Regions from separate parts of the Homo sapiens genome. Here region 1 is linked to region 2. A link is a loop called in an ENCODE intact Hi-C map of the cell type or tissue named here. Cell type or tissue: CD14-positive monocyte. All regions are shown on one strand. Links, peaks and the distances in the headings refer to the core of each region. The heading gives the core; the rest is flanking DNA.

Region 1 (15,494 bases), core at 4,187-12,186, 47 kb after region 2:
CTCCCACCTCAGACTCCCAAGTAGCTGGGATTACAGGCGCATGCCACCACACCTGGCTAATTTTTGTATTTTTAGTAGACACGCGGTTTCACTATGCTGGCCAGACTGGTCTGGAACTCCTGACCTTAAATGATCTGCCTGCCTCAGCCTCCCAAAGTGCTGGGATTACAGGCATGAGCCACCGCACCCGGCCAACACTCTTATTTTTAACTCAGAGAATACTCATAAGGCCACTAGGCAAGAACTCCCTCAGCTTCCTCATCCATCACCTATGAGTATCTGCCTCTGCTCCCATCCTTTCCTTCTTCCCTTCTGTTTCAGCAGAAAAGGAGTCATTCCTGGCATCCTGAATGATCACTCCAGCAGCACTTAGGGTCTCAAGCTTTGCTGACTCAGGGAGACCTCGTTCCATCACATCTTTCTACTCTAGACTTTCAATTCCTCCTCCCCAAGACCTCTTACCCCTCCACCAACAAATGAACACACTCAAGTCTCTACCTTCTTAACATAATTCATTTGTTTGGCCATCAAATATTTGTTGAGTGCCTACTACAGGCCAGGAGCAATTTTTTACTCTGGAGATAAAGCAGTGAATAAAACTAAGTTCCTGCCCTCAGGCAACTTATTTTCTAGTGAGGAGAGAGACAAAGAACAGATGAATGTGTATATATCCTAGCTACTTCCTTTCTCTCCACCTCACACGGCCAGGCTTGAAACAGCAGGGTACCCCGCCTGCCTCTACTTCCACTTCCTCTCTGCTTTGCATTCCTTATCCACTTTCAACAGGCTGCAGTGCCCCTTCCTTGCCCCAACCCTGTCCCTAAACCCTACTAAAACAGCTTAGGCAAAGGTCACCACCAATGACCTCTGCTTGTAATCTCAATTGCATTTTCTCAGTCCTAGTCTCAAACTCTATGCAACAAGAGACACTTAATACTCCTTGTTGTTTTGCTCTTCTCCCTCTGGTCACTCATACCCCTCTGACCTCTTTTCCAGGTTCTTTTTTTCAGCTTCCCCCTTAAATGGTGGTGCTTTCCAGTTCTGTGTTTAGCCTCTGCTCACTCAATATGCTCTCCTTGGCTGGGTGCAGCGGCTCACACCTATAATCCCAGCACTCTGGGAGGCCGAGGTGGGCGGATCACAAGGTCAGGAGATCGAGACCATCCTGGCTAACATGGTGAAACCCCATCTCTACTAAAAATACAAAAAAAAATTAGCCAGGCGTGGTGACAGGCATCTGTAGTCCCAGCTACTCGGGAGGCTGAGGCAGGAGAATGGCGTGAACCCAGAAGTCAGAACTTGTAGTGAGCTGAGATTGCGCCACCGCACTCCAGCCTGGGCGACAGAGCGAGACTCCATCTCAACATATATAATATGCTCTCCTTGGACAATCTCAATCATGCCCACTGCTTCCACTATCAGCGATACATGCTAAGGAATACTGAATGTATATCTTCAGGACAGGCCTTTCTACAGAACTCCAAATCCACACACCCAACTGCTGCTACAGATCTCCATTTGCATGTCCCCAAAACCTCTCAAATTCAGTAAAACTGAATTTTCTCTCCCCCTACACCCTAAACTGTTCTTCTGCCTCTATTCCCTGTTTTAGGAAATGGTGCCATCTTTCTCTCAAGATGCCTAAGGAAGAAACTTACCAGTCCGCCTTTCTCCTATCACACCTACAAATCTCTGTGCACACCTCCTCCTCCTCCATACTAGTCTCGTAAATTCTCCCTGCTTAAATACTTCTTTTCATTCCCTCTTCCCTAATCCTACTGCAGAGACAGCTCATTTCAGTAGCCTCCTGTAAGTCTTCCTGCCCTGTCTTACCTGCTCTTATTTAAGGCTATTTTGCACTTTTTCTATGTAAATAGTATCACTTGGTTGTGTGACACAGCAACCTGAAACTATTCTCCTCTAAGGCGATCTCCAACAAACACAGATGTCATCCACTCCTGCTTACAATACTTCAGTGGCTTCCCATGAATGCTCTTCCCAAAGATGCTATATGATGCTCTTTCCCCTGAAGAAAGTGATGGAGGAGGCAGGGCACAGTGGCTCACGCCTGTAATCCCAGCACTTTGGGAGGCTGAGGCGGGCAGATCATGAGGTCAGGAGATTGAGACCATCCTGGCTAACACAGTGAAACCCCGTCTCTACTAAAAATACAAAAACAAAATTAGCCAGGCGTGATGGCGGGTGCCTGTAGTCCCAGCTCCTCGGGAGGCTGAAGCGGGAGAATGGCATGAACCCAGGAGGCGGAGCTTGCAGTGAGCCGAGATCGCGCCACCGCACTCCAGCCTGGGCGACAGAGAGAGACCCTGTCTCAAAAAAAATGAAAGTGATGGAGGAATGGAAGGCCCAGAAGAGGCACAGCCTGAAGAAGCCAGCCACTAGAGAACAATGCATTATTTTTTAATGTTAAAATTTATGTTTGATCTTAATTTTCAATTCATGCTTTACTATAGCAATAATTTCCCGTGAAATTCAATTTAATGGATATTCTAAGAAGGCACGCTATGTTTACCCTGTAGCTTTTTTTCTTTTTTCTTTTTTCTTTTTTTGAGACAGAGGCTCGCTCTGTCACCCAGGCTGGAGTACAATGGCATGATCTCGGCTCACTGCAATCTCTGCCTCCCGGGGTCAAGCGAGTCTCCTGCCTTGGCCACCTGAGTAGTTGGGATTACAGGCACACGCCACCACACCCGGCTACTTTTTGGATTGTAGCTCTGAGTACCCCTGGAACATCAATACAAATCCCCATTGGGAAGCAAAGACCTACAGGATAAAATGTAAGATTCTATGGGTGTGGCCACAAGGCACAACCCACCCCTGCCATGCTGTCAGCCCTAACCACTGTCCTGGCTCACTGGACTTACATTCCATGTTCTAGCAGTGACTAAATCATCACAGTTCCTCAAACACGCTTCAATGATTGACAAATCTAAAGCAGCCTCCTCCCCTCATCTGTCAGCCCACCAAACTCCTTTGGTCCATTGGACAGTCCTTCCCAGAATACTACATGTACACTAATGCCCTGCACCTAAGCACCTTCAAGTACTTGAACATGTCTCCCTTATGACATTTATTATGCAATAAAGATACTGTTTACAGTTTTTGTTTGTTTGTTTGAGACAGGGTCTTACTCTGTCGTACAGGCAAGAGTTGCAATGGTGCCATCACAGCTCCCGGAGCCTCCATCTCCCTGAGTTCAGGTATCTTCCCACCTCAGCCTCCTGAGTAACTGGGACTATTTTGGGACTACAGGCGCATGCCACCACACCTGACTAGTTGTTTACAGTATCCTATCTTCCCCCAAAATAACTATAAGAAAGTACTGCCATGTCCTGCCCCTCCTAACCACAGTAAAACTCACTAAAAGTTGTTTTGTTTTGTTTTTGAAACTTACCCATTTCCTCCAAATCACTCCTTAACCCATTATAATCTCTGGCTTCTGATCCTCACACCACAGCATTAAAACCACTCTCACCAAGTTCATAATCACAAATCATTTTGTGGCTAAACCTAACAAATCCACCTTAATGCTTAACCATTCTTTTGTTTGCAGCAATATTTGATCATTCTCTCTTGTCTTCCTGGCCCCCAACTCTCCTGACATCCCTTCTCTAGATTTCTTGCTAAACCTCCAGCCATGTCTTTGCAGTCGCCTCTGCAAGCTTTCTTTTCCTCTGTCCATGTTAGCATTTCTTAGGATTCTATCAGAAATACTCTTCTCTGTTCACTCTAAGCCCTCTTTCCTGGGTGAACTCATCTATTCTCATGGCTTAAACTATCATCCTGCTTTAGATAAAGCTGGAAAACACATTTGGGTCCATATGCCCAGTTTAGATACTCTGTTCACTAATCACAACTTCTGCATGGATGGACGTTTGGAAATATAAAATAGCACAGCAGCATAATAGACTTATACTGCTTCCTGTGTGCCAGACACTATACTAATCACTATACTTTTCCTTTTTTTTTTTTGGAAAGCAGGTCTCATTATGTTGCCCAGGCTGGTCTTGAACTCCTGGCCTTAAGAAATCCTGCCGCCTCAGCCTCCCAAAGTATACTTTTATATAGTAACTGATTCAGTGCTCACATCAATCCTACAACGTAGATACTATTATCATCTTCATTTTATGGATGAGGACACTGAGACACTAAATCTGACTACCAAAAAAAAAAAAAAGAAGGGTCAGGCACAGTGGCTCACGTCTATAATCCCAACACTTTGGAAGGCTGAGGTGGGCAGATTGCTTGAGTCCAAGAGTTCAAGACCAGCCTGGACAACATGGTGAAAGTCCATCTCCACAAAAAATTTAAACCTAGCTGGGCATGGTGGTGCATGCTTGTAGTCTCAGCTACCTGGGAGGCTAAGGCAGATGGATCACCTGAGCCTGGGAGGTCAAGGCTGCAGTGAGCCGTGATTACACTACTGTACTCCAGCCTGGGTGACAGACTAAGACTCTGTCTCCAAAAAAAAAAAAAACAGAAGGAATTTCCATCTCTAATGAAAAGCACTTTTTTCCACAACTGAAATTGTAAGAAAAAGAAGATAAATCAAATTCAGGATTCTGAACAAATACACTTCTGACAATGGTGATTTTCTGTTAATTAACATTTTAATCATTTTAATCATGTTTTAACACTTAATAATTATTTTAATCATGTTTCTTCCAATTTGTACTGAAAAAGGATAATCTTTTCTTTAAGATGTGGTCTTGCTCTTTCGCCCAGCCTAGAGTGTAGTGGCACGATCATAGTTCACTGCAGCCTCAACTCCAAAGCAGATGAGACTACAGGTGCACATCACCATAACCACCTAGGGACAGAGTCTCACTATCTTGAACTCCTGGCCTCAAGCAATCCTCCCGCCTCGGCCTCCCAAAGTGCTGTCGGCCAAGGATAATCTTAGTTATTAAGATGTTTCACAAGTTTTATCTCTCAGCCATAAAGACAAACCTGAAGTTCACAATATAATAAGTAAATAAGATTTTTGTTATTTTCCTATGTGCAAAATTACAATTAATTTAGTGTTTGAACAGTACCTTAGATATAGGTAGTCAAAGAGACCTGAGATAACGTGGGTAGGACCTAAGAGACAAATACTCTGTGTGTACAGTTGGACATGTTATGCACAGCCCATGAACGTCCTTGGTAGTTGGCCACACTGTTTGCATAAACTAGAATAAACTGACCAAAGGTCTGACTTGGTTCAACAAAACCAATATTTGCCATATGGCTAATTATTTCACTTCCATGGTTTTCCAACATTTTGCCAAAGATGGAATGTAGCCAAGAAAAGACGTTGAAAAACCAGGCATGTGAAATATTCAGTTTTTTTCCAACCAGGACCCATTAAACCAAAACAAAACTGATTTTGGTTTTATTACAATGTCTGGTCTACAGAAAAACCCACCTAATTAACTTATGCTTTAGATCAGATCCTACGGATATTACATTTGGTTAAGACAGAGGAAAAAAGGCCGGGTGCAGTGGCTCACGCCTGTAATCCCAGCACTTTGGGGGACCGGGGTAGTCGTATTACCTGAGGCCAGGAGTTTGGGACCAACCTGGCCAACATGGTGAAACCCTGTCTCTACTAAAAATACAAAAAGTAGCCAAGCGTGGTGGCACAGGCCTGTAATCTCAGCTACTGGTGAGGCTGAGGCAGGAAATCGCTTGAACCCGGGAGGCAGAGGTTGCAGTGAGCCGAGATCGCGCCATTGCACTCCAGCCTGGGCAACAAGAGTGAAACTCTGTCTCAAAAAAAAAAAAAAAAAAAAAAAAAAAGGCAGAGGAAAAAGAGAATCAATGCATGTGCAAAGTACACAAAAAAATGAGAAGTGTCTGCCTCCTGTTCAGGGAGCACAGTGGCGTGGCTCCAGCTCTCACCCAAGCACTGTCCCAGGCTTGGAGCTGTGTATTCTGAAAGTATTTGCATAATAAATACCAAATGAATTGGATAAGCAAAGTAGTCAGGCAGACTGAAGAAACGGAAAGTTGTCACATATCACCCAACTGTAAAAGTCAAGTGTAAAAATCAGAGGGTATATAGTGAGGAAAATAAGGGAAAAACAAACAAGCAAACATTAAAAACCAAATGCCAGGAAACACATAGGCCCCTGAGGGGCAGCTCTCACCAGCTTCCACAGGGGTCCCCATCCTTCCTGGCAGAGACCCTGGGGACAGAGCCTACACTTCTTTACTCTTTAAAGCTGCCACCATCTAAAGAATTCCATTGGAATCTTCTCCCTGCAAAGTCCATTTGTTCACTGAACAAGTGTCTATTGAGTCTTCTATTCTAGGCACTAGAGAGACAGCAGGGAACAAGACAGTAAAATCTCTGCACTCAAAAAACAAACATTTTACTGAGGAAGAATCCAATCATATTAATATATGAACAAGATCATTTCAAATGTTGGTATTAATTAGAAAATTTTAAACAGGAAAAAAAGAAAGTAAAAGAGAGTGGTGAGATGAAGAATGATGGGAGGGGTTGCTAATTTAACCTTGGAGGTTCTCTAAGGAGGTTAACTTTGAACTGAGACTAAGTTGGAGCAGAACATTCTAGGAAGAAGAAAAGCAAGGAACAAGACATAGAGGTGGCCAGGCATGGTGGTTCACACCTGCAACCCCGGCACTTTGGGAGGCCAAGGTGGGAGGATGGCTTGAGCCCAGGAGTTCAAGACAAGTCTGGGCAACAGAGTGAGATCCTGTAGCTACAAAATATAAAAAAATTAGCAAGGTGTGATAGTGCAAACCTATAGTCTCAGCTACTAGGGAGGCTGAGGTGGGAGGATCTCTTGAGCCTGGGAGGTCAAGGCTGCAGTGAGCTCCATGTACACCACTGCACTCCAGCCTGGATGAGAGAGTGAGACTCTGTCTCAAAAAAAAAAAAAAAAAGGGGACCTAGAGGCAGCAACATGCATCACGGTTGAGTTCAAGGAAGAAAAGAAATGCCTATTTTGTTCAAAGTATCATCTCATGATGACCACCCTCTTTTAAATTGTGCCCAATAACCCTCTACCGGTATTCTCTGTATTTTTTTTTTTTTTTTTTGAGATGGAGTCTCGCTCTGTCGCCCAGGCTGGAGTGCAGTGGCCCGCTTTCGGCTCACTGCAAGCTCCGCCTCCCGGGTTCACGCCATTCTCCTGCCTCAGCCTTCCAAGTAGCTGGGACTACAGGCGCCCAACACCACACCCAGCTAATTTTTTTGTATTTTTAGTAGAGATGGGGTTTCACCATGTTAGCCAGGATGGTCTCAATCTCCTGACCTCGTGATCTGCCCGCCTCGGCCTCCCAAAGTGCTGGGATTACAGGTGTGAGCCACCGTGCCCAGCCTTCTCTGTCCCTCTTGATGCTTTTTCTCCATTGAAATTTTTACCAAATGGCCAGGCACAGAGGCTCACACCTGTAATCCCAACACTCTGCAGGGCACCAAGGCAAGAGGATTGCTCGAGCCCAAGAATTTGAGACTAGCCTGGGAAACATGGCAAGACCCTGTATCTACAAAAAATAAAAATTAGGCGGGCATGGTGGCACAGGCCTGGAGTCCTAGCTACTCAGCAGGCTGAGGGGGAGGATCTCTTGAGCCCAGGAAGAGGAAGCTGCAGTTGAGCCATGATCACACCACTACACTCCAACCTGTCTCAAAAAAAATAACAATAAATTTTTACCATCTAACAAGCAATACATATTACTTGTTATTCTCTGTCTACAGCTACAGATGTAAGCCCCCTAAGGGGAGGGGTGTTTGTCATGTTAATCACTGCTGTATCACCTGCACCTATGTGGCACATAGTAGGCACTCAATAAACACCAGATAAATTAAAAAAAGGAAGAGGGAAGCGGGAGGATGGAGGGAGGCAGGGAGACAGGTGGAGAGGAGAGGGAAGAATAGGGAAGGAGAGAAGGGAGGAAGGAAAAGAGAAAGAAGAGTCAGCCAATGTGGCTGAAGCACAATGGGTGAGGGGAAAAGATGAGGGGTCAGGGCGGTGTAGGTCTTGCAGGCCATGGAAACGTATCTGAATTATATTTTAAAGACAAACTGAATTCATGGAAGAGCTATAAAGCGGGGAAGTAATATGACCTAATTTGCAGTTTAAAAAGCTCTCTACCTGCTATGTGGAAAATGGGTTAGAGAGAAGAAAGCTGGGACACCACCAGGTAAGGAGCTAAAGAAGCAAGAGATGTGATGACATGGGCATGATTAACAGTGACTCGGCATGGAAAGAAGTAGATTTAGAATATATTCTCAAGGTAGTACCAAAAAGGCTCACTGATGGACTTGATACAGAGAGGTGGCCTGAAGGAGAGGAATCAAGGATGTGTTATCAATTTATGGCCTTTCAGCTCCAAATATACCCTCGCTGCTCTGTGAAAACTGAGATGGGCCCTTTAAATATTTTTCCTTTGACAGCTGCCATGATGTTAAACTTTGCCTGTCCATAGAGGGCACTGGAAAGACATTGCAGGAAGAGGCTTTTCTTTCTAGCTCCAGTGTACTCCTCCTGACAGGATAAACAGAATATCAACAAGTTCTCTATTCTGATGTCCTATGGAGTCCTAGTAAATTTATTTTAAAATATTTTATAATTTGAGGAAATTGGGAAGACAACTGAACTAAGCTAATACAACTTGTATGTTTTCACACGTAATTGTTTTCCTATATATATAAGAATTTGGGCATAGTATTCTGTCCATTCATCCTGTTTTAAAGCTAATACCATACTGCTTTGAATACAGTAACTTTAGAATCTGTTTTAATATGTGGTAAGGCCAAGTATCACCTCACTATTCCGTTTCTAAATTTTCTTGGCTATTCTATTTATTCTTCCATGTGAACACTAAGATCATTTTATCTAATTCTCCATTCCCTAAAGAATCTTCCATTGGAGTTCTAATTGGACTCCCATTAAATTTATATATATCAGTCTTCTCATTCAGGAACACAGTACAGTTGGCCCGTCCATATCTTTGGGTTCCACATCCATGGATTAAACAAACCTCTAAGTGAAAATAGGTGGAGGAAAAAAAGCCATCTGTACTGAACATGTACAGATTTTTTTTTTCCTGTCATCACTCTCTGAATTATAAAGAATAACAACTATTGACATAGTATTTTCACTGTATTAGGTACTATACAAGTATATAAGTAATCTAGAGTTGATTTAAACAAGAGGATGTGCTTACGTTACATGCAAATACCATGCCATTTTTTAGCAGACTTGAGCACCCTTGGATTTTGGTAACTGAGGGGAGTCCCGGAACCAATCCCCTACGAAGAAAGGAACAACTGTATATATTTCCATTTTTTCAGATTCTGCTTTTATATCTTTAAAGTTTTACAATTTTCTTCATACAGATCTTATGTCTTTCTTACAATATTTAAGTATTGTATAATTTTTCTCTTTTTCCCAAATATATTCCAGGAAATATTTTATAATTTTTAACACTTTTATAAATAAAATATTTTTCTCCTCACCAATGCAGTTAATTCCCATTCTTCCCCTGCCAATATCCCAGTGACATCAAATAATGCTTTTACTTACCACCTATCCACCACATTACCCTGTCCAACATCTGAGTTCTGCTGAAATCACTGGGAATGTTTCTTTCAGACGACTAGGTTTTCTCTTGCAATATGTTTCTTCTGGATTCTTACTTAGCATTTATATCACACATTCCTTGTCATTCTCAATATATACTATGTATATACAAGCAGGACCTGAAGTAACCTTATTTTACTCAATGTTATGTTATAAAGAGGCTGAAAAGAAAAACAAAAAAATCAATTCCCAGCCAGGGCCACTATCTGTGTGGCGTTTGCACGTTCTCCCCATGTCTGTGTAGGTTTTCTCCAGGTACTCTAGTTTCCCCCATACCCCAAAGATGCATCCATTAGGTGAACTGGCACATTTAATTGTCCCAGTCTAAGTGAGTGTGTGTATGTATGTGTGCGCCCTGCAATGGAAAGTCCTTTCCAGGGCTGGTTCCCGTCTTGTACCCTGAGCTGCTGGGATAGGTTCCTGCCTTCCCAGACCCTGAACTGGAATAACCAGATAAATAATTATCCTGTTGTTTTTATTAATCTTTCTTTCCATTTTTCAAAAATGTGGCCGGGTGTGGTGGCTCACACCTGTAATTCCAGCACTTTGGGAGGCCAAGGCGTGTGGATCACTTGAGGTCAGGAGCTCGAGACTAGCCTGATCAATATGGTAAAACCCCGTCTCTACCAAAAATATAAAAATTAGCTGGGTGTGGTGGCACATACCTGTAATCCCAGCTACTCAGCGGGCTGAGGCAGGGGAATCACTTGAACCCCGGACACGGAGGTTGCAGTGAGCCAAGATTGTGCCACTGCACTCCAGTCTGGGTGACAGAGCAAGACTCTATCTTAAAAAAATAATAATAAAATATACAATAATAAAATAAAAAATAAAAAATAAAATAAATTAAATAAAAAATGTTTGGGGGCTGGGCGTGGTGGCTCATGCCTGTAATCTCAACACTCTGGGAGGCCAAGGCAGGTGAATCCTTGAGCCCAGGAGTTCAAGAAGCCTGGGCAACATAGCAAAACCCTATCTCTACAAAAAATACAAAAATTAAGCCAGGCACAGTGACTCACACCTGTAATCCCAACACTTTGGGAGGCCAAGGGCGGAGGGGCGGTTGGAGTGGATCACTTGAGGTCAGGAGTTCAAGACCAGCCTGGCTAACACGGAGAAACCCCGTCTCTACTGAAAATACAAAAATTAGCTGGGCGTGATGGTGACAGGTGCCTGTAATTCTAGCTACTCAGGAGGCTGAGGCACAAGAATCACTTGAACCTGGGAGATGGAGGTTGCAGTGAGCTGAGATGGGGCCACTGCACTCTAGCCTGGCAACAGAGTGTGAGACTCCATCTCAAAAAAAAAAAAAAAAAAAAGAAAGAAACCTGAAGTCTAACTGAGAAGGTAAAAATAACATAAATGAAACAAACAGTGGCAAATTAAGAGTTAAAACTGTTGCTGAGCTGGGCACAGTGGCTCATGCCTATAATCCCAGCACTTTGGGAGGCTGAGGCGGGTGGATCACGAGGTCAAGAGTTCAAGACCAGCTTGACCAACATGGTGAAACCCCCTCTCTACTAAAAATACAAAAATTAGCAGGGTGTGGGGGTGTGCGCCTGTAATCTCAGCTACTCAGGAGGCTGAGGCAGGAGAATCGATTAAACCCGGGAGGCAGAGGTTGCAGTGACCTGACATCGCGCCACTGTACTCCAGCCTGGGCGACAGAGGGAGACTCCATCTCAAATTAAAAAAAAAAAAAAAAAAAAAAAAACTGTTGCTGAATATAACAATAGTCTAAAAATAGAAGAGATTAATATGGACTAAAGCAGTCAGCAGGTTTCATGATGAGAGGAACGTCAACCAGGCCTTGAAACAAGGGTTGGATTTTAATAGGAGAAAAAGCAGTCCTGACAGGGAAAATACTCGCTACAAATGCAGAGACAGGAATGAGCTTGCCAAGAAAGAGTGAGGAAACCCATATGATTGTAATAGAAGAGTGTCAGATACTAGTAAGAAAAAAGGTAGATAGGGAGGCTGATGGCAGAATCTAGATTCATTCACTAGCTGAACCGAAAAGCATTTTCACTAAAGAACACTGCATGCTGTCCTCATGCAGCTTACTTAGGGGAGATGAGAATATTTATGCAAATAATAATTTCCTAACTTTAAGATAATTTTAAAAATAGCTATGATATAGGGGTAACATTAGAAATCAGAGCTCAGAGAACCGACAAATGGAGAAGTTGTTTTTTTAACAGGATGTTCATTTTCTAGTACTTCTCTTGGTCTTCTTGAAGAAAAACAAGCAAAGAACTATGGAAGGAAAACTCATACCACTGCTTGTTCTACATGTTCAACTTAAAAATGAAAGTTTCTCCAAACCAGAGAGGAAGTCAAATAAATCATGAATGACTTTTTAAAATTTTAAGACAGTGTCTTTGCCTTTGTCACAGATTTACTAAACAAGAACTATCAGAAGCTTCTACCTAACAATTCCTTGCTGGGTTGATTTTTTTTAAAAGGAGATTCAGGCCGGGTACGGTGGCTCACGCCTGTAGTCCCCGCACTTTGGAAGGCCGAGGCGGGCAGATCACGAGGTCACGAGTTTGAGACCAGCCTGGCCAACACGGTGAAACCCTGTCTCCACTAAAAATACAAAAATTAGCTGAGCATGGTGGTGCACACCTGTAGTCTCAGCTACTGGGGAGGCTGAGGCAGGACAATGGCTTGAACCCAGGAGGCGGAGGCTGCAGTGAGCCGAGATCATGTCACTGCACTCCAGCCTGGGTGACAAGTAAGACATTGTCTCAAAAAAAAAAAAAAAAAAAAAGGAGATTCAATGACAAGACTGGTCAGCACTATAAAATTTATTCATATCTGAACTGAATTAAAAGCCATAAGTTCTGGCCCATGATTAACTTACAACAATATGATCTTAAATTCTTAGAAAGAAAAAGAAAAAAAAATCTTGCAGATGCTTTAATGTATGCCTAAAAGCAACAGTCCTCCAAAAATAAAGGGTATTAGAGCACTATTTCTTCACCACAAAAAAAAAAACCTCCAAGAAAAACCAATTAAAGTACATGTCATTCACAGAAGCATCTATGTTCATTTATACATTAATTTTTACATTAAACATTAAATATCCTGGGGGAAAAAAGACTAAAAACTCTTTCTGCATCACCATGTAAGTACAACCCAGAATCAATAACCCAGAAGCTCGAGGCCTGTTCACAACACAGACCTTTCAAAGATGCTAGGCTAGACCTGTGAATTTTCATTTAGGGCTGTCCCATGTAGCATCCAAAATATTATCATCCTGGGTTTCCCCTTTCAGCTTCTCATCATCTCCATCTCAATTCAAGGAAGAAAAAGTAACTTCACAACAAAAGACAAGTACATAAAATTACCTTTCACTTTATAGATGCACTTCATATTTTTCATTCTTTTAAAAAAAATAAAAGAGGCTCAGCATAGTGGCTCATGCCTGTAATCCCAACACTTTGGGAGGCCAAGGAGGGAGGATCGCTTGAGCCCAGGAGTTTAAGGCGAACCTGGGCAATACAGTGAGACCCCATCTCTAAAAAAATTTTAAGAAATAAGAAAAGAAATAAAAGTCACATCTTGCCAGTAGTTATACTGGTATGAAGGAAACCCTCCAAATATAATCTACAGAGTGTTAACCCCTTTAGTTCCTGCAAAGCATGGTAAGAAATAACAAATTACACCCCTATACCTTTTTCTCTGAGAATAAGATAGAACATTCCCATTCTTCTCCCTCCAGGGAGCCCTACCCCCCAAAAAAATAAACGCAGAAGCTGTGGCCAGATGCAGTGGTTCATGCCTGTAATCCCAGAACTTTGGGCAGCCAAGGCAGGAGGACTGCTTGAGCCCGGGAGTTCAAGACCAGCCTGGGCAGCAACAAAGTGAGACCCCTGTCTCTACAAAAAATAAAAAATTAGCCAGGCATGGTGACATGGACCTGTAATCCCAGCTACTTGGAGGATTGCTTGTGTACAGAAGTTTGAGGTTGCAGTGAGCTAAGATCATGCCACAGCACTCTAGCTTAGGGGACAGACCAAGACCTTGTCTCAAAAAAACAAACAAAAACAAACAAAAAAAGACAGAAGTTGTATCCTAAGGAAAATGAGACATACCAGTTAAGATGCAGGAGAATTCTGCTGAAACTACTTGAAACAAGATTCAGGGAGATGGAGGTCAAAATGGCTGTGTGGAAACACCACAGGGCTTAGAACCAAACAGACTTGGTTTCCAATCCCAGCACACTGTACAGAAACTGCACACCTATCTCTAGGAGTTGTTAAGATTAGAAACACATTTCAAAGACTTGCCCAAGGGCCGGGCGTTGTGGCTCACGCCTGTAATCCCAGTACTTTGGGAGGCCGGGGTGGGCGATCACTTGAGGTCAGCCTGGCCAACATGGTGAAAGTCCATCTCTACTAAAATACAAAAATTAGCCGGGCATGGTAGCGGGTGCCTGTAATCCCAGCTACTCGGGAGGCTGAAGAAGCAGAATCGCTTGAACCCAGGGGGCGGAGCTTGCAGCGAGCTGAGGTCGCACTATTGCACTCCAGCCTGGGCAATAAGAGAGAGATTCTGTCTCAAAAAAAAAAAAAAAAAAGTTGCCCAAGACCATATGTGAACCCAATTCAGCATGACTCCTAAATTCAGTGCTCCTTCCCAGTGCCATGCGTCCAGAATGCTACCTTATGGGAAATGTGTAACCACAGGTGGGAAGATACATTGTATGCAATGTTTAGGTGCTTTTTGCTACCTCAGTTCCCTCATCATCATTATGCTAATAGGAGCTATGTATTCAGCACCTACTTACTAGCCAGGCAAGGTATATGAAGTGCTAAGCACAGGACCTATTACATCATAAGCTCTCAATAACTGATGACTACTTATACAGAGATTTAACTTCTTAAAAGAGCTTAGAAAAGGAAACTGGAACGAAACAGAAGTTAACTGGAAACTCACAGGAAACTGAAACAGAAGTTAACCGGGCAAAAAAAGGGGAAGAACATACCAGAGTGGACATTTTAGAGAATGGCAATGTATACAAAAGCATACAAGTGAAAAAAAGCACAGTGCATTCATGGAAGTGCAAGTCATCTGGCATGGCTAGAGAGCAGACAACAAATATAGACAGAGCAGGAAATGAGGGTAAAAAGGCAGGCAGGTCTTGGTATACAAAGAAAGATGCTTAGAGTTTATCCTGTGACTGAGAGAAGCCAAGGAAAACTTTTAAACAGGGAAGAGAACACAATTAGGTTTGTGTTTCAGAATGATCAATCAGTGACAGGGTAGAGAAAGACCTACTGAAGGGAGAAGAGACCGAGACAGGCTGATGAGTTAGGAGACTACCTCATTAGTCTAAGCAAGAAATAAGTGCCTGAACTAACACTGGAATGATATGGAGAACAGGAAGTAGAAACAACAAGACTCAGTGATCCATTAGAATATGGATCACTGGGCAAGGTGGCTCACACCTGTAATCTCAGCACTTTGGGAGGTCAAGACGGGTGGATCACCTTAGCCCAGGAGTGAGATCAGCCTGGGAAACAATGCAAAACCCCATCTCTATTTAATTTAAAAAAAAAAATCTAATTAAAACAAATTTTTTGGTCGGGTGCGGTGGCTCACGCCTGTAATCCCAGCACTTTGGGAGGCCAAGGCAGGTGGATCACGAGGTCAGAAGATCGAGACCATCCTGGCTAACACGGTGAAACCCCATCTCTACTAAAAAAATACAAAAAAATTAGCCGGGCGTGGTGGCGGGCACCTGTAGTCCCAGCTACTCAGGAGGCTAAGGCAGGAGAATGGCGTGAACCCGGGAGGCGGATTTTGAGACAGAGTCTTGCTCTGTCGCCCAGGCTGGAGTGCAGTGGCACGATCTTGGCTCACTGTGAT
Region 2 (15,494 bases), core at 2,565-10,564:
GGTTGCAGTGAGCCAAGATTGTGCCACTGCATTCCAGCCTGGCAGAGCCAGACCCTGTCTCAAAAGAAAAAAATAGTGCAACACACATCAATGAATCTAAATGTAACACAGTATGAAAAGTTAACTGATATAGTTTCATAATCTACATTGTAACTAACCTTTAAGAAGTTATTATTTGTGGACTTTTGATGCAGTATCACAGAAGAATAACCACAGTTATCTGATAAGACTATTAAAATGCTGTACTCCTGACTCTTCCAACTACATAGCTGCATGAGGCCAGATTTTTTTTTTTAATTTTACTTTAATTTCTGGGATACATGTGAGGACAGATTTTCTTTATCATAACAGATTAATGAAAAGACATTTATAAGAATCCAGACACTAAAGAGATTCACAGAAAGGTAAAACTGCTTTTCTACCTATTATTTTTTGTTTTAGAAAATATAGTTATTTCTCATATAAAAGTGTATTATATATAAATATAATAAATTTATTATTGTTATTTAGGATAAATATTTTAACATTTCAGTTTTACTTTTTTTTATTTTTTTTATTTTTTAGACGGAGTCTCGCTCTGTTGCCCAGGTTGGAGTGCAGTGGCACCATTTCAGCTCACTGCAAGCTCCACCTTCTGGGTTCACACCATTCTCCTGCCTCAGCTTCCCGAGTGGCTGGGACTACAGGGGCCCGCCACCACGCCTGGCTAAATTTTTTTTGTATTTTTAGTAGAGGCAGGGTTTCACTGTGTTAGCCCGGATGGTCTCGATCTCCTGACCTCGTGATCCGCCCGCCTCGGCCTCCCAAAGTGCTGAGATTACAGGCATGAGCCATGGCGCCTGGCCCTCAGCTTTACTTTCTAATATGGGGTCAACAGGGATACATATAACTTACCTAAACAAAAGCTCTTTGAGCCTCAATAATTTAAGAGTGTAAAGTTGGAAAACCATGATCACAGATAAAGAACAAGAAGTTAAAAATTTAAAGTCTTGACTGGGCATGGTGGCTCACGCCTGTAGTCAGGAGTTCGAGACCAGCCTGGCCAACATGGTGAAAGCCCCCTCTACTAAAAATACAAAAATTAGGCGTGGTAATCCCAGCTACTCAGGAGGCTGAGGCAGGAGAATCACTTGAACCTAGGAGGCGGATGTTACACTGAGCCGAGATTGTGCCACTGCACTCCAGCCTGGGCAACGAGACCGAAACTCCGTATCAAAAAAAAATAATAATAACAAGGGATGTTTGCAGGGAGAGAATTAATAGGACTCGACCTAGAAAAGATGCAGCCTAACTTTTTCTGTAAAGGGTCAGACCGGCTGGGCGCGGTAGCTCACGCCTGTAATCCCAGCACTTTGAGAGGCCGAGGCGGGCAGATCATGAGGTCAAGAGATCGAGACCATCCTGGCTAACATGGTGAAACCCTGTCTCTACTAAAAAAAATACAAAAAATTAGCCAGGCGTGGTGACGGGCGCCTGTAGTCCCAGCTACTAGGGAGGCTGAGGCAGGAGAATGGCATGAACCTGGGAGGTGGAGTTTGCAGTGAGCCGAGATCGCGCCACTGCACTCCAGCCTGGGCGACAGAGCGAGACTTGGTCTAAAAAAGAAAAAAAAGGTGGGGGGCGGTCAGACCGTAAATATGTACTTAGGCTTTGCAGACCACATGTGGTCTCTTTCACAGATATATTTGTTTGTTTTAAACAAGCATTTAAAAATGTAAAAAAAAAAAATGCTGGGTGCAGTGGCTCACATCTGTAATCCCAGCACTTTGGGAGGCCAAGGTGGGCAGATCACCTGAGGTCAGGAGTTCAAGACCAGCCTGACCAACATGGAGAAACCGTCTCTACTAAAAATACAAAATTAGCCAGGCATGGTGGCACGTGCCTGTAATCCTAGCTACTCAGGAGGCTGAGGCAGGTAAATCACTTGAACCCAGGAGGCGGAGGTTGTAGTAAGCCGAGATCACGCCACTGCACTCCAGCCTGGGCAACAAGAGCAAAACTCCGTCTCAAAAAAAAAAAAGTGAAAAAAAATATCAGGGCCAGGCACGGTGGCTCACACTTGTAATTCCAGCTCTTTGGGAGGCCAAGCCAGGCAGATCATCTAAGGTCAGGAGTTTGAGACCAGCCTGGCCAACATGGCAAAACCCTGTCTCTACTAAAAATATAGAAATTAGCTGGGTGTGGTGGTGTGTGCCTATAATCCCAGCTACCCAGGAGGCTGAGGCAGGAGAATCACTGGAACCTGGTGGGCAGAGGCTGCAGTGAGGTGAGATTGCACCACTGCACTCCAGCCTGGGCGACAAAGCAAGACTCCATCTCAAAAAAAAATATTGGCTGCCAGGTCCCTGGCTGGATTTGACCCAGTAGACACAGTTTGCTGACCCCTGACCTAGGAGATAAACAATAAAGGAGGGCCTGGTTGGGCACAGGCACCTGTAATCCCAGCACTTTGGGAGGCTGAGGCAGATCACTTGAGCCCAGGAATTCAAGACTAGCCTGGGCGAAAACAGCAAAACTCTGTCTCTATAAGAAATTAGCCAGGCCTAGTGGCATGTGCCTGTAGTCTCAGCTGCTGGGGACTGGAGTTTGGGAGCTGAGGTGGGAGGATGGCTTGAGCCTGGGAAGTCAAGGCTGCAGTGAGCCATGATCACGTCACTGCACTCCAGCCTGGGTGACAGAGCGAGACCCTGTCTCAAAAAAAAACAAAACAAAACAAAAAAAAACAAGCCTGTGGTGACCCCCAGCTTTCCCTTTCTAGCTTAAACTAATGAAAAGGCTGTGGTATCACAAAATAAAAGGCAAGGGTTTCTGAGTTGTTGTTGTGGGGGTGGCTAGAAGAGAGTTTAGTTTTAGACAGCCCAGATGGAACTGCTAAATAGAGAGCTGGATACAAATATGGAGCTCAGAACAGAGGTCAGGGTTGGAGACAGAGATCTGGTAACCACCAAGATATGAAAGAGTTAAAACTGTGTCCAAGGGGAGAATGTCGAAAGAAAAGAAAGTTAGCTATAATCATGCAAAACACCAGAGAGGGAGGTAAACAAAAGGAGTCTGTGAAGAAAACTAAAAATGAAAGAGATGTAGGCATATTTTAAAATGTTAAAGGACAACAGAAAACTAAGTTGTGGACCTTGACTTATTGCCCAGAAATAATACTAAATCACAGATGTTTCAGAAAGGCAAAGAGGACTGCCTAAGGACAAATTCCCATCGTTCCGATAAACAAACCTTGGCTGCAATTTCCAAGAGGCCAATTGTTACAAGGTCTCTTCCCTAAAACAAAGGTTTGCTCATTGGCCTAGTCAGGCTACTTCTCCTACCCTGGCACCAACCCATTCTTCATAAAAGCCATGCATGGAAGAGGGAACGAAGTACCAGATGGGAACATTCATTCCTCACTTCTGAGGGTTCCTTGCATGAATCGAGGTCCACCAGTTGTAACATCTTTAGCATGTCTTTGCCACTTAGATCATTCTATCCTGGAGAGGGAAGCAACTGACTGACTGGTAAATTTGGGATAAATAGTCTGTTCATGCTCTTCTTCCTCATACGCATAAGCTGTCTGCTGAAGCTGCGTTGAGTGGAGGGTCTGCATACTGCATATGACCTCTCCAATCCAGCACCACTGTGCCCACGGGGTAGGTCTGAATAATGATGGAATTCACTTAGCAAACCAATTTGGCTCTAACCTTAAGCTGCTTCCTTTACCATCACCTTTATCAGTAATAAAAGCAATATTATGGCCCTCATCTGCTAATAGTTTGGTTTTTTGCCATTTATCCAGAACCCGTGTGGAGAAGAGAGGTGCTATTTATTGGCCTTTCTAAATCATAAAATCAGGTTTAACTAAACAACAATCTAATTTTAGATTAATCTAATTATCTATTGTAATCTTAATAAGATAATTCAAGATTTTTTTTAAAGGTTACATTAGTTTCCTGTCTTACTTTTATATGAAAGTTTCTTATCTATTTTGATGGAGAAAGTATTGTCCTTCACATTTGTTTGTAAAATGAAACAGGCAAGACCAACCAACAATAAAGACACAATTGTGACTACAGTTAATTCTGAATGTTCCATTCACTTTCAGATTGCAAGATTTTGGAAAAGATTTCTAAGAACCCTTAATATCATCAAACATAGTCAAGGAAATTATCTTAAATATACTTATCTTGAAATGCCCTCCAAATACTTAAATATGATTCATAAATATTTATCTCTGGTCACTTTTAAAAAGCCTAAGACAAATTATTTGAATAAATGAATTTAGTGATTTCATGCAAAATACTTCCACAACAGCATACATCACACTGTGACATTTTTAGTCTGAAGAAGGGAAAATACACATTCTGCAAAGGGAAGAAATGTAAACAAAATTGGACTAACCATTTTTAAAGACTGCCTCCTGTCTGGGTTCTGTCTGTTTGAACTATGCCAATCATGGGATTCCATTAGAAAAATAAAATTGCCCTGAAACAGTACCTCAAGTGATTAGTGCTACAATGGGCTTTTCTACAAATCATTCCAGACACTGTCCAGGGCTCAGGGCACAGCTCCTCTACTGTTTCCAACATCTATTGCACATTTTAAAAGATAAGGTTATAAGACTGGGTTGTAATAAACACACTGAATGGGTCTGTATCTACACTGAGTTGTAGGTGGCTACAGACCAGGGTAGGCCAGGAAGAAACAGAATTTGGAATGGCAAGGCAGGTGGAACAAGGAGAGCAGCATGCGCTACTAAACTGTAAGCAACTTGATCGATACTCAATCTTATTTGTCTCTTTACAACCTGAAGCACCAGCACAGAGCTTTACACAGTAGGTGTTCAAGCAGTTATTTGTTTAATGGAACTGACTGTTATGGCTGATGAAGCCAGAACTCTGGCTTCTGGATACGTGGCTGTATTTGGGGATTTTATGGTATTTACCTCTTCTGGATTATGACCTGATAGTCTGTGGTAGATTTAAGGGGATGCCTAAAAAGGATACTTAACCATTTAGTTCAGCTGGAATGGAAACACAGAACACCCTCTGCGGCTTTATTTCTTAGAGCTCACGTGCAGAATGGCACATGCCTGATCAGTTTCTGAGTGCCAAGAGTGTTCTCTGTTTTAACAGCACACTCTAGCCAAGATGCTGACACTGGGCATATTCTCCAACTTTCACCTGTCTCCTAGAGCTGCTCAGATCTGATTTAATACTGTCCATGGCGAGTCACAGCTTGAGAGGGGCTGGATCATAATGCTCCATGAAAAGCATCTACTGAAGTAAATGTTAATTTATGGAAGGAGGCACTGAGACACCAAAATGTTTTCTGTTATTCTAAATTCTGTCAGCACAAAGGAGAACCTGTAACCAACATTTTAAGGAAACTAATTTTATAGACTTTTCAGCTTACAGAATTGATAAATTAGAGCTCTAATTTTCATTATCTGGGATATGGCAAAGGTGGAGAATGGAAGAGAAGAGATTCAGAAACAGTCAATGTAGTAACCTGGAAGGCCCTTCAACAAAACTGAGCCTGTGTTTTGTTCATTTTCTTATCCCTCAAAGCATCTAGCAGGAGCCTTTTGCCAAAGGCATTCAGTAAATGTTTTCTGAATCAAGTTGTTGCGAAAGCATTCTCAGCACACACCAATCCAGCATGCCATAAGTTTAGCAACCCTTAACTCTCTCCCTAGCAAATGCTTTCAGTTCCCCTTATTGTGAAATATTTTTCTTCTAGGAAATATATTTTAACTTCACAATATATAAATGAGAAATGCCAGAATCTCCTACAAGATGTAATTTTAAAAGGGAGGAGGGCATGTACTCAACAAAGTTTGAGGAAACTGTGGTCTTAGTCTGGGGATAATATTTTTATATCAACACATAATAGACATTTTAGCTTTAAAGAGAAATGGAACACACATGAGGATAAAGTAAAACCCCCAAATTTGTGATTTTTTTAAAGTTGTGCTTCATTTTTACAAAATGAATGAAGACAAATATAAATATTTTACGTTAAAAAGCAAAGAACAACCTAAGCAAAGCAATATAACTGGAGCTGTGTTGTAACAAACTCTAAAGAGAAGGCTTCGGCAATGCTGTCACACAGCTGCATCCATAAATGTCTTTTCCTAAAGGAATAGTTAAACTAAAAGTTGAACTGGAAAGACAGATGCATCTTTTAAATAAACTTCCAGGCCTGGCTGTATGTTAAAGTTACACAAATAATTAAAATGCCTAGGTCTCAGGCTGGGCGCGGTGGCTCACGCCTGTAATTCCCACATTTTGGGAGGCCGAGGCAGGAGGATCACGAGGTCAAGAGATCGAGATCGAGACCATCCTGGCTAACATGGTGAAACCCTGTCTCTACTAAAAATACAAAAAATTAGCCAGGCGTGGTGGCACACGCCTGTAGTCCCAGTTACTTGGGAGGCTGAGACAGAAGAATCACTTGAACCCAGGAGGCGGAGGGTGCAGTGAGCCAAGATCACGCCATTGCACTCCAGCCTAGGTGACAGAGTGAGACTCCGTCTCAAAAAAAAAAAAAAAAAAAAAACGCCTAGGTTTCAAAGGTCACAGATAATTCGATTCCCATCTACCTATAGCCAAAGCCTTTCAAAAGGCTGCCAATAGGCGGGGTGTGGTGGCTCACGCCTGTAATCCCAGCACTTTGGGAGGCCAAGGCAGGGTGGATCACCTGAGGTCAGAGGTTCGAGACCAGCCTGGCCTTCATGGCATAACCCCATCTCTACTAAAAATATAAATTTTAGCTAGGCATGGTGGCGCACACCCGTAGTCCCAGCTACTCGGGAGGCTGAGGCAGGAGAATCTCTTGAACCCAGGAGGTGGAGGTTGCAGTGAACCGAGATCGTGCCACAGCACTCTAGCCTGGGTGACAGAGTAAGACTCCATCTCCAAAAAAAAAAAAAAAAAAGAGGCTGCCAATAATAACATATTCTCTTTGAGACCTTCCCTACTACCCCATCCTTCCCCAACCCCTCCACTACATTGCGATGGCATTTTCTTTTCATACCTCTATTATCACTTACCTCAATATACAATCATATTTTAATTTCATTGTTATTACAAATTGGTTCTTGATTAGACTATAAGCTCCTTGTGGACAACAGCTGGGTCATAGTAATTTTGCTACATTTAATATCTGCTAAATAAACAGTCAATAAAAGTTTTGTTGAAAAAATGAAGCCAAAATTTCTGAGAGAATAAAACCAAAACTTCTGAAAACCTTGTTTCACAAACTTAAATCTAGTCACTCAAAAGAAGGCTTCAAGTAACCTGAAGTATTGTAAAAAAAATTATTTGTTTATGCATCATATATCCATATATTTAATGCCTATATCTTTATTTTATTGTTTGTTGTTGTTTTCTTTGTTGGGGGACCGAGTTTCACTCTTGTTGCCCAGCCCATCGCAGTGGCGCGATCTCGGCTCATTGTAACTTCTGCCTCCCGGATTCAAGTGATTCTCTCGCCTCAGCCTTCCAAGTAGCTGGGATTACAGGCATGTGCCACCACACCTGGCTAATTTTGCATTTTTAATAGAGACAGGGTTTTACCATGTTGGTCAGGCTGGTCTTGAACTCCTGACCGCAAGTGATCCGCCTGCCTCAGCCTCCCAAAGTGCTGAGATTACAGGTATGGGCCACTGCGCCCAGCCATTTACTGCCTGTATCTTTATACACCAAAATGTCAGCAACTGGCTCATGTAGAACAATGTTCGCACTTAGTAGGTGCTCAAATATTTACTGATCCAATTAATATCGCTAGAACACTCTGGGTATTCAAATATACATATATACACACATACATATATAGAATATACATACTATACACTACAGAATGTAAAAGACAAATCCCCAAGAGATCTAGATATCAAGATTTCAAGATATCAAGATTTTAAATCGGATATCTAAAGGAAAAATCGGAGAACTTCTTCATTTTAAATCAGGGCACGGAAAATGTTCCAGAGTTGATTTTCAGAAGTGATAAAGCAATCATGACACAGCAAAACCCAGTCAAACAAGTGAATCTCTCATAAAGGAATCAGAGCACTTCATTCACTGAAGAGACAAGTTTCTACAACCAAACTGCAAAAGATTTCTGAGTTTAACAACTTGCAACAGATGTCAACACAGAAGTTCAGCTGTTACATCTTGGAAGTTAGATGGGTTTTAGACTTATTAGTTTTACAATAAATATAAAAATGATTAAAACTAAAATATTTTAAAAGACCAGCATGTATCTGATCTCTATGTATCTCTTAAAAATTATAAAAATAATTGCAAAAGCAAAATCTGTAGAGAGGTCAATATTTACCTGATATTTATATAATAACTCTTAAGATAATCATTATAGTTTATTTAAAGGTGCAGTATAGTTTAGTAAAACACAGCAGAATCTCAAGCCACAATTGGTAAAATACTGAGAAGTCAAAAGAAAACAGTCTGGTGGCCATCAGTAAGGCTAAACCATCTCTAACTGCACCTACAAAGGAGTTAAGAGTGCCAGCCATCCCTTAGAGCCTCCCTGCCAACTCACTGGAATTAACTGTGACAAGGCAGCAGGCCAAAGGAAGGAGCCCAACGAACAATTCAGGATGGTGGAATTAACATGCACATTCCCTTCCACCTGCAAATGTTTGGTAGGCTAAAAAGATATTACCAGCCACATAACACGCCCCTGGGTTTTCAGTAACAAAAAGTAATTTAATATGTCACAGTGATATGTTTGGTCTAGAGAAAGGTGCATGCTCTCAAATCTCCCCATAAGATTGAACACATTGATGGATAACAGCTAAATGCTCTCCCCAAACTGAGAGGCAATTCCACAGAAAACACATACTGAGGACCAGATAGTTCTCTGCTTCCACAAATCCATGCCATTAACTAGTTTCTCTATTATCTGATACTTTATGTGCCCTGAAATTAACAAATTATATTCTATCAAAACAAATTCCCATGCATTAAAAAGAGCTGTGGTGAAAAAAAAAAAAAAGACAAAAGAAATTCCACTGGAAAAGCAGAGATTGTGATTAGGAAAAAAAAATTCACCATGCAAATCTGGAACTATTTCAAATTAGTTGAGAGGGGAGGGAAGCACGACTAGGGAAGAGAATTCTTACGGACAAAAAAAAAAATGATGAATAAAGCACTTGAAAACAAAGCTTATCAGTACTTTATTCTAATTTGGAAGAAGCAGGATATGTCCTCTGACATCATTTATACAAAGCTTGGTTCCTGCAACTTTTTTGGAATAATAATTTTTTATCAAAATTTTATGGTTTTAAAAAATGATGCAAAGACTTCTGGTGTCAGCCAAGGAGTAAGCTCCCCTCAGCCTCTCTCCTTCCCAGATTACAACACTCTCAACTAAATAAAATAAGCCACTAGCTGAGGAAGAAGAAGAGTAAATAAACAGCAGGCAAATAGAAGAGGTAAGTCAAAACTGAAAGCTTACAATTCCACTGAGTTTCCTGCCTATTTTCTTTTTTACTCCTTCACCTCCTGGCTTAGACCCAAGGATGGGCCTGGTCCTGGTGGCCCAATTTACAAAACAGCACAGGGAACACACACACTAAAAATGCTGACAGAAATTCCCGTATACTGCTCAGAGGGCTGAAAGAGCCAGGCAAGCCAAAAAGTACAGGCTAAATACCCTTTTCTTCTTTTTTTACCTTTGTTTTCCTCCGCTGGCCCTATCTTGAGGTCTGGACCAGTCACAGGACTATGCTGGGAAAAGAAGCCCCTAGGAGCCCAAGAATGAGGAGATATACCAAACAGGAGAAAGCTGGAAAAGGGGATCCCCAATTCTACATAATAACAAACATGCATCTCAGGCTGACCTCCAAGCTTGCATATGTACAGTAGTTCCAAAGAAGGACAGCAAAAGCTTTGAGAACTGAGCTATAAGACACTCCCAAGTCCCAGACCTGATTAGTGCTTAGGCAGGGTCAGTCAAACAGCAGAGCAAACACTGAGAACTGAACTGACACTGGAATCTACAGAAGGTGAGAACAAACTCGAGATCTGAACTTAACCAAGTTGACTCCATGCTTAAAAAAACAAACAACTCAACATTCTCCAGAGGATTGTAATAGGACCCAAAGTCTCACAATGTAATATTCAATATGAACCACACATAATCCAAAATTACTCAACATACAAAGGACCAAGAAAATATGACCAATTCTTGGGAGAAAGACAATCAACAGATACCCAAACGGAAATTAAACAGATAATAGAATTATCAAAGAATTTTAGGCCGGGCACGATGGCTCATGCCTGTAGTCCCAGCACTTTGGGAAGCCAAGGCGGGCAGATCATCTGAGGTCAGGAGTTCGAGACCAGCCTGGCCAACACTGCGAAACCCCATCTCTACTAAAACTACAAAAATTAGCCAAGCATGGTGGCGGGCGCCTGTAATCCCAGCTACTTGGGAGGCTGAAGCAGGAGAATTGCTTGAACCCGGGTGGTAAAGGTTGCAGTAAGCCAAGATGGCGCCACTGCACTCCAGCTTGCGTGACAGAGCAAGACTCCATCTCAAAATAAAAAAAAAGATTTTTAAAGCGGTTATTATAGCCATGCTCCATGAGGTAAAGGTAAACACTCTGAAAGACAGATGTTTTCAGCAGAGAAATAGAAACTATGAAAAAGCTATAAATGGATGATGTACAGTTCTGTAGTTTGTGGCAGTAGTTACATGAAGCTACACATGTGCTAAAATAGCAGAAAACTATACACACACACATGCAGGTATACATGGAAAAATCTCAATAAAATCTGTGGATTGCACCAATGTCAATTTCTTTGTATTAATAATGTACTACAGTTATGCAAGATGTTAACACTGGGAGAGGCTGGGAAAAGGGTTCATGGGATCTTTCTGTACATATCTTTGCAACTTCCTATAAATCTGTAATTATTTCAAAATAAAAGTGTTTTTTAAAGAACCAAATGGAAATTTTACAACAGAAAAGTGTGTCAAATAAAAAGATCACAATACAAGCTAAATCGAATAATTGTGATAGCAAAAAACAAACAAAAAAAAAGTCAGTGCACATACAGATCAATAGAATGATTCAATTTCTTTCTTTCTTTTTTTTTTTTTTTTTTTTTGAGACGGAGTCTCGCTCTGTCACCCAGGCTGGAGTGCAGTGGCGCGATCTCGGCTCACTGCAAGCTCCGCCTCCGGGGTTCACACCATTCTCCTGCCTCAGCCTCCCGAGTAGCTGGGACTACAGGCGCCCGCCACCACGCCTGGCTAATTTTTTGTATTTTGTTTAGTAGAGACGGGGTTTCACCGTGTTAGCCAGGATGGTCTCGATCTCCTGACCTTGTGATCTGCCCATCTCAGCCTCCCAAAGTGCTGGGATTATAGGTGTGAGCCACTGCGCCCAGCCATATGATTCAATTTCAAGAACAGAAAAAGAAATCAAAAAATCTAACAGAGCCTCAGAGACCTGTGAGACACTATCAAAAGACCTAACATTCATGTCACTGGAACCACAGAAGGAAAGAAGAAAACAAATTATTGGTATAGAAAGAGTAATTGAAAAAATAATGGCTGCAAACTTCCAAATTTATTGGAAAACATAAATTCACAGATTGAAGGAGAATCTCAAACAAAAAAAGACACATTATATGTAATGAAACCAGAATTAAAATAAATGGGCTTTCTTGTCAGAAATCACGGAAGCCAAAAGACAGTGCAAACAATATTTTTTAAATGCCAAGAGAAAAGTACTATTGGCTGGGCATGGTGGCTCAAGCCTGTAATCTCAGCAGTCTGGGAAGCCAAGGAAGGCAGACTCCTTGAGCCCAGGAGTTTAAGGCCAGCCTGGGCAACATGGCAAAATTCCAACTTTACAAAAAAACAAATTAGCTGGGCATGGTGGCATGCACCTGTAGTCTCAGCTACTCAGGAAGCTGAGGTGGAAGGATCACTTGAGTTCAGGAGGTTGAGGCTGCAATGAGCCATAATCATGCCACTGCACTCCAGCCTGAGTGACAGAGCAAGACCCTGTCTCAGAAAAAAAGAAAAGAAAAAGTACTGTCGATTCAGAATTCTAAATTCAGTGAAGATTTTTCTGTAAAACTAAAATTTTTCTAAAATAAAAATTTCACTGTTTAAAAAAAAAAGATGAAATGGATAAATTTCGAGACATATAAAATGCCCAAATAGGCACACACACAAAAACTGTGAACTACTTAGATTAAGCAGTTAACAGGACCCCAAAGGGGTAAATCAATTTTGAAAATGACTTTCATTTTTCCATTCAAATTTTAGAATGTTTGCCAAATTCCTTGAGAAAATAGATGAAATTTAATTGGGACTACATTGACTTTTTAAGATTAATTTGAGGGTGAAATGATGCCTTTTTAATTGATGTATCCTACTAGATGTGAAGACACAACACAAAGCAGAGTAATAAAAACAGCTGGCATTGACGTAACAAACATAACTACAGTTATCTATATCCAATAAAACAGACCAGAGCTCTTAGAATGCCATGGAAATATGGGAACATGATATATAAGAGTAGTGGCACAGATCACAAGGTCAAGAGATCGAGACCATCCTAGCTAACACAGTGAAACCCCGTCTCTACTAAAAATACAAAACAATTAGCCGGGCGTGGTGGCGGGCGCCTGTAGTCCCAGCTACTCAGGAGGCTGAGGCAGGAGAATGGCATGAACCCAGGAGGTGGAGCTTGGAGTAAGCCGAGATCGCACCACTGCACTCTAGCCTGGGCAACAGAGTGACCCATCTCAAAAAAAAAAATAGTGGCACCAGCTGGCATGGTGGCTCATGCCTGCAATCCCAGCACTTTGGGAGGCTGAGGCAGGCAGATCATTTGAGCCCAGGAGTTCAAGACAAGCCTGACCAACATGACGAGATCTCATCTCCACAAAAAAATAAAAGCAGGTGTGGCAGTGCATGCCTTTAGTCCCAGCTACTCAGGGGGCTGAGCTGGGAGGATCACTTGAGTCGGGAGGTCAAGGCTATAGTGAGCTGTGAGTGCACCACTGCACTCCAGCCTGGGTGAAAGAATAAGCTCTGTCTCCAAAAAAAAAATAGTGGCACCACAAACTAGTTCATGTGGTTAGGAAAATGGCCTCAATACGTGCAGAAAAATAAAACTGGATTACTATTCTATGTCATATATAATGATGGACTCAGGTGGAAGATCTCATGGGAAATGCTGACTTATGAAATACATAATTAAAAATGCAGAATATCTTCATATTTCCAGAAGACCATAAAGTAAAAGATTATGGACTTCCTATATCAAAATTAAGCCCTACTCAGCAAAAGGTACCAATGACAAAATTAACATACTATGACAGATGAAGAAAAGGCAAATACCAGGCTAATATTCTAAACTCTACAAAAACACTCTGTAAATCAAACAGGAAAAGACAGAAACTCTAATTAAAGAAGTGGGCCAGGGATATGAACAGGTAATTCACAGAGGGGGCGTTCATATGGTCTTAATGGTATATAAAGAAACGCTGCCATTCAGTAACTGGAGAATACAAATTAAAACAACATTAAGATACCACTTTACCCCATCAGATAGACAACAATTAGAAAGCTGGATAAACAGCTTTCTGTTTCCTATTTCTGAAGAAATAGGAAATGTTGCACAATCTGAAAAAGTGCCCAAATTTGGCAGTGCTTAATCAAATTAAGTACAGCAATCTACTCTTATGCATACATTGAAAGAAATTCTCCCACCATAACAGAACAAGCACAACAATGTTCATCCCATCGTCTGCAGCAGTGGGAAGTTGAAAATAATCTGGTGTCCATCACCGAAAGAACAAATCATTTAAGGAAAGGCAGATGGTGGTTAGATTAGAAACAAAGAACTAGGTATATACACAGCAACACAGTCCCTAAATAGTACCAAGAGAATACAGTACCATTTAGGTAAGTTTAACAAATCACACACACACACACACGCAAGAACCCAGCACTACATATTTACAAAACTGCATACAAATATAGGGATACTTACCAAATACATTACAACAGTTTAACTATGGGGAAATAGGAACAGAAGTGGAAAGTGGAGGTAAAAAAGAAATTAATTAATCTGAAGAGCTAAGAGAGAGGACTTGCACAGACCAATGCTGATGCTATGTTATGAAATGTGATGTCATTAGCTCAATCCTTACCACCTGAGGACTAAAAAAATAAATCCAGCAAATATCCTGCTAAAATTTCAAGAATGAAGGATCAAAGAAGTTAAGGTACACAGAATGAGCTTTTAAAAAAAAAAAAATTAGGCTGGGCAAGGTGGCTTATGCCTGTAAACCCAACACTTTGGGAGGGAAAGGTGGCAGGCTTGCTTGAGCCTAGGAGTTTGAGAGCAGCCTGGGCAATATAGTGACACCCCATACCCATAAAAAGTTTAAAAATTAGCCAGGTATGGTGGCCCACACCAGTAGTCCCAGCTACTTGGGAGGCTTAGGCAAGAGAAGAGGATCACTTAAGCCCAGGAGTTGGAGGCTAGAGCGAGCTATAATCACACTGCCTCACTCAGCCTGAGCAATAGAGCAAGATACTGCCTTTAAAAAAAAAAAAAAAAAAAAAAGGCCAGGTGCAGTGGCTCATACCTGTAATCCCAGCACTTTGGGAGGCCAAGGCAGGCAGATTGCTTGAGTCCATGAGTTCAAGACCAGCCTGGGCAATATGGCAAAATCCAGCCTCTACAAAAAATACAAAAATTAGCCAGGACTGGTGGCATGCACCTATAGATCTAGCCACTCAGGAGGCTGAGGTGGAAGAATCGTTTGAGCCCAGGCGGGGCAGACTGCAGTGAGCCAAGATCACGTCACTGCACTCCAGCCTGGGCAACAGAGAGAGACCATATCTCAGAAGAAGAAAAGAAACAAAGTGGAAGAAAATACATCTCAACAAAACTTAAGCATATGTTGGAAATAGATAACCAGCAGCTCCCAAATGACTCAAACAAATGAAAACTGATGAACAGGTCTTCTGTTGGTTCCATGAGTAAGTCAAGCTGTGGTTAATAATCTTCAAACTTTTAGCAATCGTTCTACACTAATTTTATTAGAGTATTATAGGTTTTTTGTGGCAGCTAAGCCAACTGAGATATTGGTTTTAAAAGGTAGCTAGAATATATTTAGTGGTACGTAAGAGTTAAAATTATTCTTTTGGCACTGACACAGCTAAATTATTTGCCTTATAGTATTGTATTACAATCAATCAGTCTCTCTCCCTCACACACAAACACACATCACAGCCACAAAGTCATATGTACTGTATTTAGGTGATAATTTAGTCTGACCATAAAAAAGCCTGAGAATTTTTTTTTTTTTTTCTGAGTCAGGGTCACTCTGTCACCCAGTCTGGAGTGCAGTGGCATGATCTCAGCTCACTGCAGCCTCGACAACTTCCCCAGGCTCAGATGATCCTCCCATCTCAGCCTCTCCAGTAGCTGAGACCACAGGAGCACA

Evidence for each region. A loop is a pair of places that touch in the nucleus more often than their neighbours do. Peaks named below come from ENCODE experiments on the same cell type or tissue, not always from the same donor. Only the 100,000 strongest peaks of a DNase experiment are listed, where the experiment ranks them.
Region 1: it touches region 2 in a loop (1.9-fold over the local background); 16 of 110 quality-filtered maps call a loop at or near these places.

The regions. Positions count from the first base shown.
Region 1 is chr12:50,516,932-50,532,425 of GRCh38, reverse strand. All of the region lies in intron 1 of DIP2B (disco interacting protein 2 homolog B), which reads right to left. Among named protein-coding and RNA genes, the nearest start is that of DIP2B, 20 kb to the right of the region's middle. RefSeq lists enhancers at 1,694-2,194, 2,195-2,695, 14,385-14,674, 14,735-14,824, 14,845-14,894. In CD14-positive monocyte, for the core only: no CTCF peak of the experiment used is centred there; no DNase peak of the experiment used is centred there; H3K4me3 peaks cover 816 bases; H3K27ac peaks cover 2,761 bases.
Region 2 is chr12:50,562,601-50,578,094 of GRCh38, reverse strand. The region is part of intron 1 of DIP2B (disco interacting protein 2 homolog B); the gene reads right to left. Among named protein-coding and RNA genes, the nearest start is that of DIP2B, 65 kb to the right of the region's middle. RefSeq lists an enhancer at 2,535-2,634. In CD14-positive monocyte, for the core only: no CTCF peak of the experiment used is centred there; DNase peaks (open chromatin) are centred at 5,644 and 8,004; H3K4me3 peaks cover 1,407 bases; H3K27ac peaks cover 2,163 bases.